Regions from separate parts of the Homo sapiens genome. Here region 1 is linked to region 2. The links are chromatin loops, found by intact Hi-C in ENCODE. Cell type or tissue: HCT116. All regions are shown on one strand.

The links. Hi-C counts contacts between places; a loop is a spot of excess contacts. Peaks named below come from ENCODE experiments on the same cell type or tissue, not always from the same donor. Only the 100,000 strongest peaks of a DNase experiment are listed, where the experiment ranks them.
Region 1: a loop joins it to region 2, with 5 times the contacts of the local background. A loop is called at or near these places in 3 of 110 quality-filtered maps.

The regions. Positions count from the first base shown.
Region 1 is chr16:89,595,792-89,603,791 of GRCh38, reverse strand. CPNE7 (copine 7) reads right to left here. Exons shown (of 15, transcript NM_153636.3): 15 at 6,546-7,308. The coding sequence ends at 7,171. Among named protein-coding and RNA genes, the nearest start is that of DPEP1, 14 kb to the left of the region's middle. RefSeq lists an enhancer at 3,345-4,258. In HCT116, a CTCF peak has its summit at 4,204; DNase peaks (open chromatin) are centred at 1,181, 1,451, 2,586 and 4,189; H3K4me3 peaks cover 1,215 bases; H3K27ac peaks cover 2,218 bases.
Region 2 is chr16:89,662,685-89,670,684 of GRCh38, reverse strand. It overlaps SPATA33 (spermatogenesis associated 33), which reads right to left. Exons shown (of 3, transcript NM_001271907.2): 3 at 227-1,399. The coding sequence ends at 1,188. Among named protein-coding and RNA genes, the nearest start is that of SPATA33, 8.8 kb to the right of the region's middle. In HCT116, a CTCF peak has its summit at 3,444 (motif pointing right); a DNase peak (open chromatin) is centred at 3,484; H3K27ac peaks cover 495 bases.

The DNA of each region.
Region 1 (8,000 bases), 67 kb after region 2:
CTCCCCTCCAGCCTCCAGGGCTCCCCTCCAGCCCCCAGGGCTTCCCCTCCAGCCCCAGGGTCCCCTCCAGCCCCCAGGGCTTCCCCTCCAGCCCCCAGTGCTCCCCTCCAGCCCCCAGGGCTTTCCCTCCAGCCCCCAGGGCTCCCCTCCAGCCCCCAGGGCTTCCTCTCCAGCCTCCAGGGCTCCCCTCCAGCCCCCAGGGCTTCCCCTCCAGCCCCCAGTGCTCCCCTCCAGCCCCCAGGGCTTTCCCTCCAGCCCCCAGGGCTCCCCTCCAGCCCCCAGTGCCCCCCTCCAGCCCCCAGTGCCTCCCTCCAGCCCCCAGTGCTTCTCTGCACAGTGGGATGATAATGTACTGTCCTGGTGGAGTAATGGGGCACCAAGACCTTGCACGTCACTTGCTCCACCTGGGGTCTGGATGCTGACTGCCTGGGATGGGGAGGGCTGGCAGTGTGGCCAAGTCCCAGTGCAACTGGGGCTCCTAAAGATGTTTCAGTAAAGCAGTGAGGACCAACACCCCCACTCCAGCCTCTTCCACATGCACAGGGCAACACATCTACACCTGTGCACACGTATGCACCCATACATCCATGCACACACATGCATGCACACACATGCACACATGCATACATGCCTATGCACACACAGAGCAACACAGATACACCCATGCACACATATGCACCCGTGCATCCATGCACCCACACATGCCTATGCACACATGCACGCACACATGCCTAACAGACACACATGTGCTCAGCCAGGACCTAGGGGCTCCAGGCTGAGTGCTGGGAACCCAGGGGCCAGACCCAGCTCGCCACCCTGCCCTGCCTCCCCAGCAGTGCACCTAGGGTTTTTCTGAGGTCGGCCGTCCCGTCAGTGAGATGCACTCACAACAGTCAGCCAGGCGGGGTTGTTGTGGGAACTTAGCTCAGTGAGTACTGGAATACTCAGTACTCCTGGGCTGTGGTGGGTCTTGATGGGGTGAGGGGAGGGAGGCACCAGCTGGACAGGGGTCCTGGGTGGGCTCTGATGGGGGTGGGGCCCCAGTGCAGGGACAGGTGAGGCGTGAGGTGGCAAGGAAGACAGCTTTCGCCCACGGCCCTGCTGTGCCAGGGGCCGGCGGTACTCCTGTCTGACAGCCCTGCCACAGCCCCCGCACCAATTACAAGCACTTAGTCACAACTTCCTGCCTGTACTCGCCTCGGCAGCAGGAGAAAGAACAGCCTGGACGCTGAGCTGCTGCTCTTCCCACTCCCTCCAGCTGCCCCCCCCACCCACCGAGTCAGAGCCCTCATCCGACTCCGCGCATGGGTGGGCAGGGGTTGACCCCGCGTCCTCAGCCTGTGAGGCCCAGGCAGCCGGTGGCCAGCAAGACAGGGTGGGGGATGCTCAGCAGCTGTGATTGGTGGTTCCTGAGAATAAGGAGAAGCCGGCTCCCCTTGTGAAACTGACACCTATTTATCCAGCAGGGGCTCCTGCATCCCTCGTTCATTCCTCACAAGATCCCTGGGAAAGAGGATGTGTCTGTTACCTCCTGCCCTACGACTCATCACGCCCAAACCGAGTGGCTTCGAACAGCAACCGTGGATTAACCCGGGCCACGACCTGGGTCAGGAATCCACACGAGGATTTGCCGTGTGGCTTTGGCTCAGGCCTCTCGTGAGGATGCAGGCAGGGCATCCTGCCCGGGGCTACAGGAGCTGCTGGAGGTGGTGCACTCGCATGGTGGCCCCTGGCACTGGCTGCCAGCCGGGAGCTCAGCTGGGGTGCGGGCGCTTGAGCTTCCTCGCAGCATCGTCAGTTTCCCGGGAGCCACATCTCCTGAGCACGGGAGCAGCGCCCAGCATTCTTACCGTGGGGTGTCAGAATCCACGTGGGGGCCAGGCACAGTGGCTCACGCCTGTAATCCCAGCACTTTGGGAGGCCGAGGTGGGTGGATCACTTGAGGTCAGGACCAGCCTGGCCAACATGGTGAAACCCTGTCTCTACTAAAAATACAAATAAAAATACAAAAATTGGCCGGGTGCGGTGGCTCACGCCTGTAATCCCAGCATTTTGGGAGGCTGAGGCGGGTGGATCACGAGGTCAGGAGATCGAGACCATCCTGGCTAACACGGTGAAACCCTGTTTCTACTAAAAATACAAAAAATTAGCCGGGCATAGTGGCGGGCGCCTGTAGTCCCAGCTACTCGGGAGGCTGAGGCAGGAGAATGGCATGAACCTGGGAGGCGGAGCTTGCAGTGAGCCAAGATCGCACCACTGCACTCCAGCCTGGTCGACAGAGCCAGACTCCGTCTCAAAAAAAAAAAAAAAAATACAAAAATTAGCCAGGTGTGGTGGCACGCGCCTGTAATCCCAGCTACTTGGGAGGCTGAGGCAGGAGAATCACTTGAACCCGGGAGGCGGAGGTTGCAGTGAGCTGAGATCCCACCGCTGCACTCCAGCCCGGGTGACAGAGCGAGACTCCATCTCAAAAACAAACAAAAATAAGCCACATTGGACCGAAGTCTTCCTAGGTTCAAGAAGAAGGAACATAAACCAACTTCCAATGGAAGGGGCTGAGGAGTCTAGAGCCATGTTTCAAAGCTGCTATATCCGCGTGACAGGCAAGGAACAAGGCTCTGACTCACTGAGACTGTGATGGCTTGTCCAGGGTCACACAGCGGGAGCTGGTGTCCAGCTTGACTGAGGCTGTTTCCAAATCTCAAATCCACCCCCGAGGAGGAGCTCCTCCGCCTGCTGCAGGCAGTCCCTGGACTGGGTCCCATGGTGGCCCTTGCTGTGGGGTCCTGGCAGCTACACACTTTCTGCTTCTTATTTGGGAAATAAGTCCACATCCAGGCAGGTCATACCCAGGCTATTCTCAGCAAGGGTCAGGCTCTAATTCGAGGTCAGGAGGGGCTGAAGACTCAGGGAACCCATTGGTCTCACCTGGGGGTCTCCACACCGGCCGGCAGGACCCCTGACTGCCCTGCCCTAGGGGCCCCTCTGGGTTTCAGAGCCGGATGTCACACCCCGGGGAGGAAGATGCCTGACAGGTGGACCTACAGGAACTGCAGAACTAGCATCTCAATTCCTAGGACTCAGCCTGGAGCCTGCAGGTCCCGGCTAAGCACGTGTCCGTGTGGATGTGTTAGGCATGTATGCACATGTCTGTGCATGGATGCGTGGGTGCACGTGTGCGTGCGTGGATGTGTGGGTGCGTGTGGGTGCATGTGTGTGCATGGATGTGTGGGTGCGCGTGTGTGTGCACAGGTGTATACATGTTGCTCTGTGTGTGTGTGCACACCAGCTACACAAAGCTAGCACCTCTGCTTCTGACTGGCTGTGTGACCTTGGGCAGGGCACCTCACTGTGCTGAACCCTGATTTTCTTGTCTGTGAAAAAGGAGCATCTGTCATCCTTTTGGGGCAGGATCCTTGGGTGGCAAATGACAGAAACCCAGTCCCACCTGAGCTAATCAGAAAGGGAGCTCATGGCTCCTCAATGGGAAGTATCGGCTCAGGAGCAGGCCTGACAGGAGCAGGCCTGAGCATGCACCTGCCACCAGCTCTCTGGGTAGTGTCCTTCCCAGGCAGGCCCTGCCCATGTGACCCCGCTAAGTGGTCACTGTCCACAGCTCCTCAAGCCAGGAAGAAACAAGGGGTCCCAGAACTGAGTCTCACGGGCCAGCTTGGGGCACGTCCATCCCTGGAGCAAGCACTGTGGCCAGGAGGCAGCAGCCCCTGCCTGGCCAGGCCTGGATCCTGTGTTCATCCCAGTGACCCACGGGGTTAGGGGGAGAAGTCAAATTATTATTGCGTGCGTCTCTGAGCAACGTTGGGCTGCTTTCTCAGGCTGGGAATTGCTGGCGAAAGTCACATTCTCAGAGCTGAGCTGGCAGACGCCATCCTGTCCCTGCTGTCCCTCGATGGTCTCAAACACACCCCAGACACCCAGCAGCACAGAGACCAGGGTGGCCCAGCCTGCCCACTGGCCTGACCCCAGGGCTGCTGCCTTCTGCCATGGGAGGACGGCAGGAGAAGAGAGGGTGGGAGGAGGGGGCTGGGGTGCTCACAGCCACTCCCTGCTTGCTCCATAGGGGTCTGGGAGTGGCCACATCCCTGTAAGGCAGCAGTTCTGGGAAGGGACACACTCCCTCCAGGGCGCCAGCTCACCGAGTGACCTGCCCATCCCTGTCTGTCTGAGGTCAGCTCCCTGGCGCCCCACTGTGGCCGCCCCAACCCTGTTCTGAGGTAGACTCCTCGGCACACCTGCTTCCTGCTAAGATCTCAATGGACCAACACCTCTCGACTTTGAGTCAGCCCAGAAACCGTCTGACACTTTCTGGCCCAAAAACCACAGGCAGGTGGCACAGGGCACCAACACTCACCCTCTGTCCCAGCCCCTGAGACCCCCGACCCGCTCAGGGCCCCAGCCCCGATACTCACCCTCTGCCCAGCCCCTGAGACCCCCAATCAGCACAGGGCCCGGATACTCACTCTCTGTCCAGCCCGAGACCCCCTGACCTGCACAGGGCCCTGACACGCAACCTCTGCCCAGCCCCCGAGACCCCCGATCAGCACAGGGCCCTGATACTCACCCTCTGTCCAGCCTGAGACCCCCCCACACCTGCACAGGGCCCTGACACCCTCTGTCCAGCCCGAGACCCCCGATCAGCACAGGGCCCTGACACGCACCCTCTGCCCAGCCCCTGAGACCCCCGATCAGCACAGGGCCCTGATACTCACCCTCTGTCCAGCCTGAGACCCCCCCACACCTGCACAGGGCCCTGACACCCTCTGTCCAGCCCGAGACCCCCGATCAGCACAGGGCCCTGACACGCACCCTCTGCCCAGCCCCTGAGACCTCCGATCTGCACAAGGCCCGGATACTCACCCTCTGTCCAGCCTGAGACCCCCCCACACCTGCACAGGGCCCTGACACGCACCCTCTGCCCAGCCCCTGAGACCTCCGATCTGCACAAGGCCCGGATACTCACCCTCTGTCCAGCCTGAGACCCCCCCACACCTGCACAGGGCCCTGACACGCACCCTCTGCCCAGCCCCTGAGACCTCCGATCTGCACAAGGCCCGGATACTCACCCTCTGTCCAGCCTGAGACCCCCCCACACCTGCACAGGGCCCTGACACGCACCCTCTGCCCAGCCCCTGAGACCTCCGATCTGCACAAGGCCCGGATACTCACCCTCTGTCCAGCCTGAGACCCCCCCACACCTGCACAGGGCCCTGACACGCACCCTCTGCCTGGCCAGCCCCTGAGGCCCCCCGACCGGCTCAGGGCCTGAAGCCTCAGATGTGGATGGAGGGGTGATCTCTGGGCCTGTCCATCCCCAAAGAGACCAACATTGATCCTTCTGAAATTCACAGACTGGCCAGGTTACCATGGCGATACCCATGATCCCTGCTTAACAGAGGACGAAGCAAGAGCTAAAAATAGGCCCCAGAGTGGATGGATGGACAGATGGGTGGGTGGGGGGATGGGTGGACGGATGGGTGGACGGACGGGTGGGCGGATGGGTGGACGGATGGGTGGGCGGGGGGATGGGCGGGGGGATGGGTGGGCGGATGGGTGGATGGATGGACGGGTGGACAGATGGGTGGATGGATGGGTGGGCGGGGGAATGGGTGGACGGATGGGTGAGTGGACGGATGGGTGAGTGGATGGATGGGTGGACGGATGGGTGGGGGGATGGGTGGACGGATGGGTGGACGGATGGGTGGGTGGGGGGATGGGTGGATGGATGGGTGGGTGGGGGGATGGATGGACGGACGGGTGGGTGGGGGGATGGGTGGACGGATGGGTGGACGGATGGGTGGACAGATAGGTGGACAGATGGGTGGACGGATGGGTGGGGGATGGATGGACGGATGGGTGGGTGGACGGATGGGTGGATGGATGGGTGGACAGATGGGTGGGTGGGGGGATGGATGGACGGATGGGTGGACAGATGGGTGGGCGGGGGGATGGGTGGACAGATGGGTGGGCGGGGGGATGGGTGGACGGATGGGTGGGCGGGGGGATGGGTGGACGGATGGGTGGGCAGGGCGATGGGTGGACGGATGGGTGGGTGGATGGACCGATGTGGGGATGGGTGGGCCTGGATTCAGGGTTAGGACAATTTGTTTTTCTCAGGCAAGATCATTCAGGGGAAATCTCAAACTCAGGGCGAGGAGGTCCCAGCAGGTGGGAGATGCCCCGGCTCCACGAACATCACATGGAGGCTTCACCCTCCAGCCCAGCTCCCTGCGGTGCAGGCCATGTGGGAGGCTCCTGGCACCCCTGCATCACGTCCACAGTCCTCACTCACTGGGTTTCAGGCCTGGGAGTCCCAGGAAGCCGAGTGGAGCTCCTTCGCGGGTGGAGGCAGCCATGGTGCGGATCCCCGCTCTCTGCCCCTGGCAGCCTGTGCATCCCGCATCCCATTCAGTCCAGGGAGGATCCTGGTGTGCTGGGCCTGGGAGAGCCCCTGCCTCAGATGTGGGCACTTTGGAAGCCAGGCCCAGCCCTCTGGGGGGTTGGGGAAGGGACTGAAGGCACAAGAGAACTACAAGGATAGGGTGACACTTTATTACTCCTGAAGCCCCACCGGCAGAACCCACAGGCCAGGCAGACCCCGCAGACCCCGCAGACCCCATGGACCCAGGTGCAGAGGCCCGACGGCAAAAAGCACAGGGTAGGTGGGTGTGGGGGCACCAGCAGGGACAGGAGGCTGACTGTGGGGACAGGATGTCTGGGTCCCCAGGCTTTGACTGTGGGGACAGGTGTCTGGGTCCCCCAGGCTTTCTCGGGCGTGGGGGGACTGCCTTGCTGGCCCTCCCCCACAAAGGTTAGACGCAAAGCAGAGCCCCCAGTCCCTGCCCCTTCTCATCGGGGCAGGGTCTCCCGTGGATGAACTCCCAGCTCCCTCCAAGTCCCTCATGATCTCCCTCCCTCCACCCACCTGGCTCAGGCAGGGCCAGGCATGGGGGCCTGTATTTTGTCACCCTTCGGCCTTGGGGGCCCCAGAGCCGGGCCCAAGCCAGCAGGATCCCAGGAGGACTGGGAGTGGGGCCTGGTGGGGACTGGAGGCTTCTGGGAGGTCGGAGGGAGCTTAAGGGACCCCAAGCATGTTGCAGACAGAGGCTGTACGGACCCATTCCTCACTGCCCCCACCCTACGCCCTCCACATCTTCACGGTGTGCAGCCTGGGCTGGCCTCTCCGGCAGGGACACCCAGGCTTCTCGGGGGCAGGCCTCTGTGGCTGTAGTACTCCACCACCTGCTTCGGGACCTCGGCCAGCACGCACTTGGCCAGCGCCGCAGGGGATGCCTGGAGGATGGGACAACGCAGTTACCTCTGGGACCTTCGAGATGGAGATCATCCGTCCCTGCAACTGGATTATGGCCCAGGCCTCATCCTCCAGAGCCGAGTGGTGACTACCCACCCCCACCAGAGGCTCACCTGGGTGCCGGGCAAGACTTGCTGAGGATGTCGGCCACATGAGGCTGCACGTGGGTCTTTCCAGCCCCCCAAGCACGGAGATGAAAAGTGCTGACACGGGAGGCGAGGCCACCTCCATGGTCCAGGCCCCACCCACACTTCCCCGGCAAAGCCTGAGCGTGTCTGTGTGATGTGACTCACTGCAGAGCTTCATGTGTCTGTAATATGCATGTTTCACTGCGTAGAATGTCACGTGTCCGTGTCTTCATGCATGTCTGTGGTGTCTTGCTGTGTAGAACTTCACATCTATGTGGCATGCACGTCTTGCTGTAGGGCCTCATGTGTGACATGTGTGTCTTGCCTGGTAGAACCTCACGTGTGTGCTGTGCGTCTCACCGGGTAGAACCTCACGTGTGTGCTGTGTGTGTCTCGGCGGGTAGAACCTCACGTGTGTGCTGTGCGTGTCTCGCCGGGTCGCAGAGGTTGGCAGCAACGGGGGAAGCCGCGTGGTGGATCCCAGGAGCCCCTTGTGCTGTTCTCTGCTTTTGTGTAGATTCGACAAGTTTCAAAACGGTGGAGGG
Region 2 (8,000 bases):
GGGCCCCGTTCAGTGACTCTGGGCCTCTTTGTTCTGGAACATTACATCTTAACGTTTAGCTCTTAGAATCTGACCTTTTCCTCAAGTTTGGGAGGCATCTTATTCACTATAATTTCCAAGTATTCACATTGTCTCCTTCTGAAACGAAGGGAAGTGTTTTAACTGTGCACCACAAATCACAATGTAAGATGCCACCTGCTGTCCATCACTCTGCAGAGCCAGCCACTTCCAACATGAACATACTAATTTATTCATTTATCAATACCACAAAGCTCGCTCTCTGAGCCAGTCACTCTTGCCTCGACCGAGCTGCTAGCAGCTCTGGGGAAGGCAGGACCAAATGGCAATGGAGAACGGGCTGCGGCTTCTCACAGGGTGGGGCGGGCCTGGTGCACCCTCCCCGAGAGCACTGGAGAAGGGGGTGCAGTTTCTCACAGGGTGGGCAGGCCTGGTGCACCCTCCCCCAGAGCACTGGAGAAGGGGGCTGCAGTTTCTCAAGGCGGGGGCAGGCCTGGTGCACCCTCCCTGAGAGCACGGGAGAAGGGGGCCACGGCTTCTCACAGGGTGGGGCGGGCCTGGTGTACCCTCCCCGAAAGCACTGGAGAAGGGGGCCACGGCTTCTCACAGGGTGGGGTGGCCCTGGTGCACCCTCCCCAAAAGCACTGGAGAAGGGGCCATGGCTTCTCACAGGGTGGGGCGGGCTGGAGAGCACTGGAGAAGGGGGCGGCGGCTTCTTACAGCGTGGGGCAGCCCTGGTGCACCCTCCCCGAGAGCACTGGAGAAGGGGGCGGTGGCTTCTCACAGGGTGGGGCAACCCTGGTGTACCCTCCCCGAGAGCATTGGAGAAGGGGGCTGCAGGTTCTCACAGGGTGGGGTGGGCCTGGTGCACCCTCCCCGAGAGCACTGGAGAAGGGGACTGCAGTTTCTCACGGCGGGGGCAGGCCTGGTGCACCCTCCCTGAGAGCACTGGAGAAGGGGGCCACGGCTTCTCACAAGGTGGGGCGGGCCTGGTGCACCCTCCCCGAAAGCACTGGAGAAGGGGGCTGCAGTTTCTCACAGGGTGGGGTGGGCCTGGTGCAACCTCCCCGAGAGCACTGGAGAAGGGGCCTCGGCTTCTCACAGGGTGAGGCGGCTGTTCCCGAGACGCCTATCGCAGGGAGTAGCGAGTGCCATGCAAAGGTGCTTGTTTATTCTTTGAGATGTGAATTATAGGCGTCTGCTGTACTGGGGTTCCTGTGCCGCCGGTAGGGGCCCCAGTCCTCCGGCTCCCGAATGGTTCTCTGCTGGTCACTCCCGCTGGAACTGCAACTGACTAGCGTCTCATTCGACGCTCGCGTGATGATGATCTGTGGAACGACCACTTTCTTCCTGCTGGACTTTTGCTTTACATCAGGTTTCTCTAGAGGAAAAAACATCCAGGCATTTAGTAGATGTGTGGAAAGCTCCTTCCACGATGCACACACCTCCTGCCATTGGTCAGAGTAAAGGAATTAAGATGTATGGTTAGCAGAAAAAATGGGTGAGTCCAAAAGTGATCAAAACTGTCCATGAACATTACAGGGCTTAAGGGATGTGCAACTCAGCCATGAAGGTTGCTGATGCTGGACACCCTTTTTCAGGGAAGAAAACAGGAGAAACACTTCCACTATCCGTGGCAGGATGGTGTCAGGGCGACCAGCAAAGGAAGGAGGGAGGGCACACGTCCAGGCAGGAACCGCCTCAGAGCTCAAGGTTCAGAGACATCATTTCCACTCCAAAGGTCTCTAATTCTGCTAAAGCCCTCTGTACAGAACTTCATCCATTAGAATGTTCTAGAAATGGACATGTCTGATGTTGCTCACATTTTCTTAAACCTGTTAAGGTTACAAGGAACGCCTGAGACCTGTGAAACTGCTGAGCCTGCCGAGCGTTGCCACGTACAAAGCAAAAGTGCTCCTTCACCGGCTGCTCTCCTGGCTGGCCGGCCGCCCCTTCCTGGAGTGCCACTGCTACAAGCTCGGGCACAGCCGCCCACCCCCTTCGTGGAGTGCCACTGCTACGAGCTCAGACACAGCCGCCCGCCCCCTTCCTGGAGTGCCACTGCTACGAGCTCGGGCACAGCCGCCCGCCCCCTTCCTGGAGTGCCACTGCTACGAGCTAGGGCACAGCTGTTCAGGCTTCTGGGAGAGCAGGATGGAGCTGGCTCTCTCTGCACACATATGTGTGGTCAGGGTTAGAAGACTCAGTCACCTTTTTACAGAAACGTAACTACAGTGGTCATGTTGTTTTACAGCTTTGTGGGGACACTTGGTAGCTCACGAACCTGGATGCGAGGTAGGATGGACTGCTGGCAATGGCAGTGCTGGTTTATTATTAATCTTCTTCTTAGTTTTTGAGACGGAGTCTCGCTCTGTCACCCAGGCTGGAGTGCAGTGGTGTGATCTCGGCTCACTGCAACCTCCACCTCCTGAGTTCAAGTGATTCTCCTGCCTCAGCCTCCTGAGCAACTGGGACTACAGGCTCCTGCCACCACACCTGGGGAATTTTTGTATTATTAGTAGAGACAGGGTTTCTCCATGTTGGCCAGGCTGGTCTTGAACTCCCGACCTCAGGTGATCTACCTGCCTTGGCCTCCCAAAGTGCTGGGATTACAGGCGTGAGCCAATGCGCCCGGCCAACGGTGCTGGCTTTTATCGCGTGCCTGTTCTGAGCCCTAGAACAGTGAATAATGACACACAGCAGCTTCTGCTATAGGTCTCTGACAACCCATATTTCAGACAAAACTGAGGTACAGACAAGCCAAGCCATCTGCCCAAGGCTAGTCAAACAGGGGAGACACAGAGGCCAACTCGACTGCCCAAGGCTAACCAGATGGGGGAGGCAGAGAGGCCAAGTCGCCTGCCTAAGGCTAGTCAGACGGGGTATTCAGGCCTTGGCCTCCCCCTCTGCCTGCAGTGCTGCGTTACATAGCCTCATCTGTGTCAGCTGCCGAATGACCCACAGCTGCACTAAGCACTGAGCGATATCCCTTTTTCTTTTTGAGACAGGATCTTGAAGGTCTGTGGCCCAGGCTGAAATGCTGTGGCATGATCATGGCTCACTGAAGCCTCAACTTCCTGGGCTCAAATGATCCTCCCACTTCAGCCTTCCAAGTAGCTGGGACCACCAGCACGCACCACTGTGGGCGGCAAGTCACCCAGGTGCCGAGGCAAGAGACCGAGGGCACGAGCTGTTCCAGTGTAATAAAATATATAAAATAAGAATAGTTATACTAGATCTAGATCACAGACATGATTATATATGAATATCATTAATTAATTTGTAGCAATTACTCTTTATTCCAATATTATAATAATCCTCGCTCTACAATCATAACCTAGGAAAAACCAGGTCATACAGAGACAGGAGCTGGGGGGACATGGTGAGAAGTGACCAGAAGACAAGAGTGTGAGCCTTTTGTTATGCCCAGACAGGGCCACCAGAGGGCTCCTTGGTCTAGTGGTAACGCCAGCGTCTGGTAGGACGCCCGTTGCCAAGCAGACCATGGTCTAGCAGTAGCGTCAGTGTCAAGGAAAAACACCCACTACTTAGCAGACCAGGAAAGGGAGTCTCCCTTTCCCCAGGGGAGTTTAGAGAAAACTCTGCTCCTCCACCTCTTGTGGAGGGCCTGACATCAGTCAGGCTTGCCCGCAGTTATCCAGAGGCCTAATCGTCTCCCTGTGATGCTGTGCTTCAGTGGTCACGCTCCTAGTCCACCTTCATGTTCCATCCTGTACACCTGGCTCTGCCTTTTAGATAGCAGTAGCAAATTAGTGAAAGTACTAAAAGTCTCTGATATGCTGAAATAACGGCGTAAGCTGTCTCTCTGTCTCCTCTCTCTCTGCCTTGGCTGCCAGGCAGGGAAGGGCCCCCTGTCCAGTGGACACATGACCCACATGACCTCACCTATCATTGGAGATGGCTCACACTCCTAACCCTGCCCCTTTGTCTTGTATCCAATAAATATCAGTGCAGCCTGGCATTTGGGGCCACTACCGGTCTCCACGGCTTGGTGGTAGTGGTCCCCCGGGCCCAGCTGTCTTTTATCTCTTTGCCTTGTGTCTTTATTTCTACGCTCTCTCATCTCCGCACATGGGGAGAAAACCCACCGACCCTGTGGGGCTGGACCCTACACACCACCACACCCACCTAATTTTGAAATTTTTTGTAGAGACACGGTTTTGCCATGTTGCCCAGGCTGGTCTCGAACTCTCAGGCTCAAGTTATTCTCCCACTTCACCCTCCCAAAGCGCTGGGATTACAGCAGCCATGAACCACTGTGCCGGCCATTTTCTTCCATTTTTAGAGAAGGGTCTCACTCTGTAGCCCAGGAAGGAGCGCAGTGGCTATTCGTGGATGTGATCATAGCAAACTACAGTCCTAACCTCCCAGGCCCAAGTGATCCTCGGACCTCACTGAGTAGCTGGAACCACAGATCCCACCTATGGGACCATATATTCCCACATCACCATATCTGGCTTTTTTTTACTCTAACCTACTTGAGTATCAGAGGGCCCGACCCCCTCATGCCTCTGGTTTTCCAGATGTTTCCTACTGCTTTCATTTTTATTCATTTATTTATTTTGAGATGGATTCTCACTCTTGTCGCCCAGGCTGGAGTGCAGTGGCACAATTTTGGCTCACTACAACCTCTACCTCCCAGGTTCAAGTGATTCTCCTGCCCCAGCCTCCCCAAGTAGCTGGCACTACAGGCACCCATCACCACGCCTAGCTAATTTTTGTATTTTTAGTAGAGATGGGCTTTCATCATGTTGGCCAGGCTGGTCTTGAACTCCTGACCTCAAGTGATCCACCTGCCTCGGCCTCCAAAGTGCCGGGATTACAGGCGTGAATCACTACACTTGGCCTCATTTTTATTCTTTAGATGAACCTTTGAATAATCTGCTCATATTCCCAAAAGATCTTTTGTGTTTTGACTTGGTGTTGACTGATTTTACAGAAGTTAACGTATTTACACTATTGAAATTTTCTAGTCTAAAACAAGACTTATTTCATCTTCCTCAAAGTATAGTTTCTTCATTTAGAAATATTAGGCCAGACGCAGTGGCTCACGCCTGTAATCCCAGCACCTTGGGAGGCCGATGCGGGCGGATCACGAGGTCAGGAAATTAAGACCATTCTGGTTAACATAGTGAAACCCCATCTCTACTTAAAAAAAAAAAAAATACAAAAAATTAGCCAGGCGTGGTGGCAGGCACCTGTAGTCCCAGCTATGCGGGAGGCTGAGACAGGAGAATGGCATGAACCCGGGAGGCGGAGCTTGCAGTGAGCAGAGATGCACCATTGCAGTCCAGCCTGGGTGGCGACAGAGCAAGACTCCATCTCAAAAAAAAAAAGAAATATTAATCTTGGGCCAGGTGCGGTGGCTCACGCCTGTAATCCCAGCACCTTGGGAGGCTGAAGCAGGCAGATTGCTTGGCCTCTGGAGTTCGAGACCAGCCTGGGCAACATGACAAAACCGCATCTCTACAAAAACTACAAAAAATAGCTGGGGGTGGTGGCGTGCACTGTGGCCCCAGCTACTCAGGGAGCTGAGGTGGGAGAATCGTTTGAGCCCAGAACGTCAAGAGTGCAATGAGCCAAGATGGTGCCACTGCACTCCAGCCTGGGTGAGACCATCTCAGAAACAAAACAGAAAGAATAAATGTGACTCTTCTCAAGGTTCTTGGTACATATTGTGTGTACTTCTATTGCTGCACAACAAATCACCACCAACTTCAGGGCTGAAACCAGCACATCCACTTATCATCTTACTGCATTCGTCGTCAGGGGTGCAGGTGCAGCGTGGCTGGGACGCAGGCTGAATTCCAGGGGCCGGCTGCACTGCATTCTCATGAGGAGCTGGAGGACCCTCTTCTAAGCCCATTCTGGTTGGAGGCAGAATTTATTCCCGGTTCAAGGAATGAAGTTCCCGTTTTCTCGCTGCCCTAAAAAGCCTCTGACACTTTTACTGTCTGGCTTCCCTGATCAGGTCGGGCCCTAAAGAGCCTCTGACACTTTTACTGTCTGGCTTCCCTGATCAGGTCGGGCCCTAAAGAGCCTCTGACACTTTTACTGTCTGGCTTCCCTGATCAGGTCGGGCCCTAAAGAGCCTCTGACACTTTTACTGTCTGGCTTCCCTGATCAGGTCGGGCCCATCCAGGATCATCTCGCATTTTGATGACGTCAAACTCAATGGATGAGTGAGCTAATCGCAGGAGAGACACACCTCCCTCTTCCTCATTCCACCCACACTCGAGGGGAGGGTTACACATGGCTGTTTCCCAGGGGCAGGGATCGTGTGGGCTGTCTTGAGTCCTGCCACCTTGTTACCAAACCGCCTTCCAGGAAGATGTGTGCCTCCACAGCAACGTGTCCGAGCCCCTGATCCAGAGTCAACTGATATTCTTTGGCCTCTCATAGATGTAAATATTTTTTTGAGCTTATCATTTGTTCTACAATTGTTTATAAGAGTTTGGGGAGAGGTTTAACATTTTAACGCAGTCAAATTCTTCAATATGTGTACTGTCTTTCCTTGCTAGGAAGCATAAATAGGGTCTTACTCTGTCGCCGGGGCTGGAGGGCAGTGGCACGATCTTGGCTCACTGCAGCCCCAACCTCATGGGGTCAAGGGATCCTCCTATCTCAGGCCCCTGATTAGTTGGGGCTACAGGCACACTCCACTACACCCAGCTAATTCTTGTCTTTTTTGTAAAAATCAGGTTTCACCATGTTGCCCAGGCTGGTCTTGAACTTCTGGGCTCAAGTGATCTGCCTGCCTAGGCTTCCCAAAGTTCTGAAATTACAGGCGTGAGCCACTGTGCTTGGCTCCCAAAGCGAACGTTTTATATAACTATAGTACCATTATCGACACGAGGAAATGGACTCCGGTACTATGAGTGTATGTACAGCTACGCCATTTAATCAATCACCACCAAAACCAACAATCCCATCTTCCTCCTGCTGCCCTTCAGACACACCCACTCCCTACCCCAACCCCAAAGCCCTGCCCTTCACAGACCCCCTCACTCCCTACCCCAACGCCAAGGCCCTAGCAATCAACAATCTGTCCTCCCTGTCTATAATTTTGTCATTCAGAGAATGTTACAGAAATGGAATCACGGCCGGGTATGGTGGCTCACGCCTGTAATCCTAGCATTTCAGGAGGCCGAGGCAAGCGGATCACCTGAGATCGGGAGTTTGAGGCAAGCGGATCACCTGAGGTCGGGAGTTTGAGACCAGCCTGACCAACATGGAGAAACCCCATCGCTACTAAAAATACAAAGATTAGCTGGGCATGGTGGCGCATGCCTGTAGTCCCAGCTACTCCGGAGGCCGAGGTAGAATTGCTTGAACCCGGGAGACCAAGGTTGCAGTGAGCCAAGATCGTGCCATTTGCACTCCAGCCTAAAAAAAAAAAAAAAAGAAATGGAATCATACAGCATGTGACCTTCTGGGATTGGCTTTTTTCACTCAGCATGGTATTTTTTAATAGCCAATAGAAGTGTTCCATTTCTCTTCTTTTTCAAAATTTTCTTGCAATTAAGTATACTCTACCTTCATGAAAATGTTACAGGCCGGGCGTGGTGGCTCACACCTGTAACACTGGCACTTTGGGAGGCTGAGGCGGGTGGTTCACAAAGTCAGGAGTTTGAGACCAGCCTGACCAACATGGTGAAACCCCGTCTCTACTAAAAATACAAAAATTACCCAGGCATGGTGGCGCACACCTGTAGTCTCAGCTACTCGGGAGGCTGAGGCAGAAGAATTGCTTGAACCCGGGAGGCGGAAGTCACAATGAGCCAAGATTGTGCCACTGCACTCCAGCCTGGGCAACAGAGCAAGACTCCATCTCAAAACAAACAAACAACAAAACGTCACAAAAGTGTTCAAACAGGCTGGGCGTGGTGGCTCACGCCTGTGATCCCAGCGCTCTGGGAGGCCAGGTGCGGTGGCTCACGCCTGTGATCTCAGCACTTTGG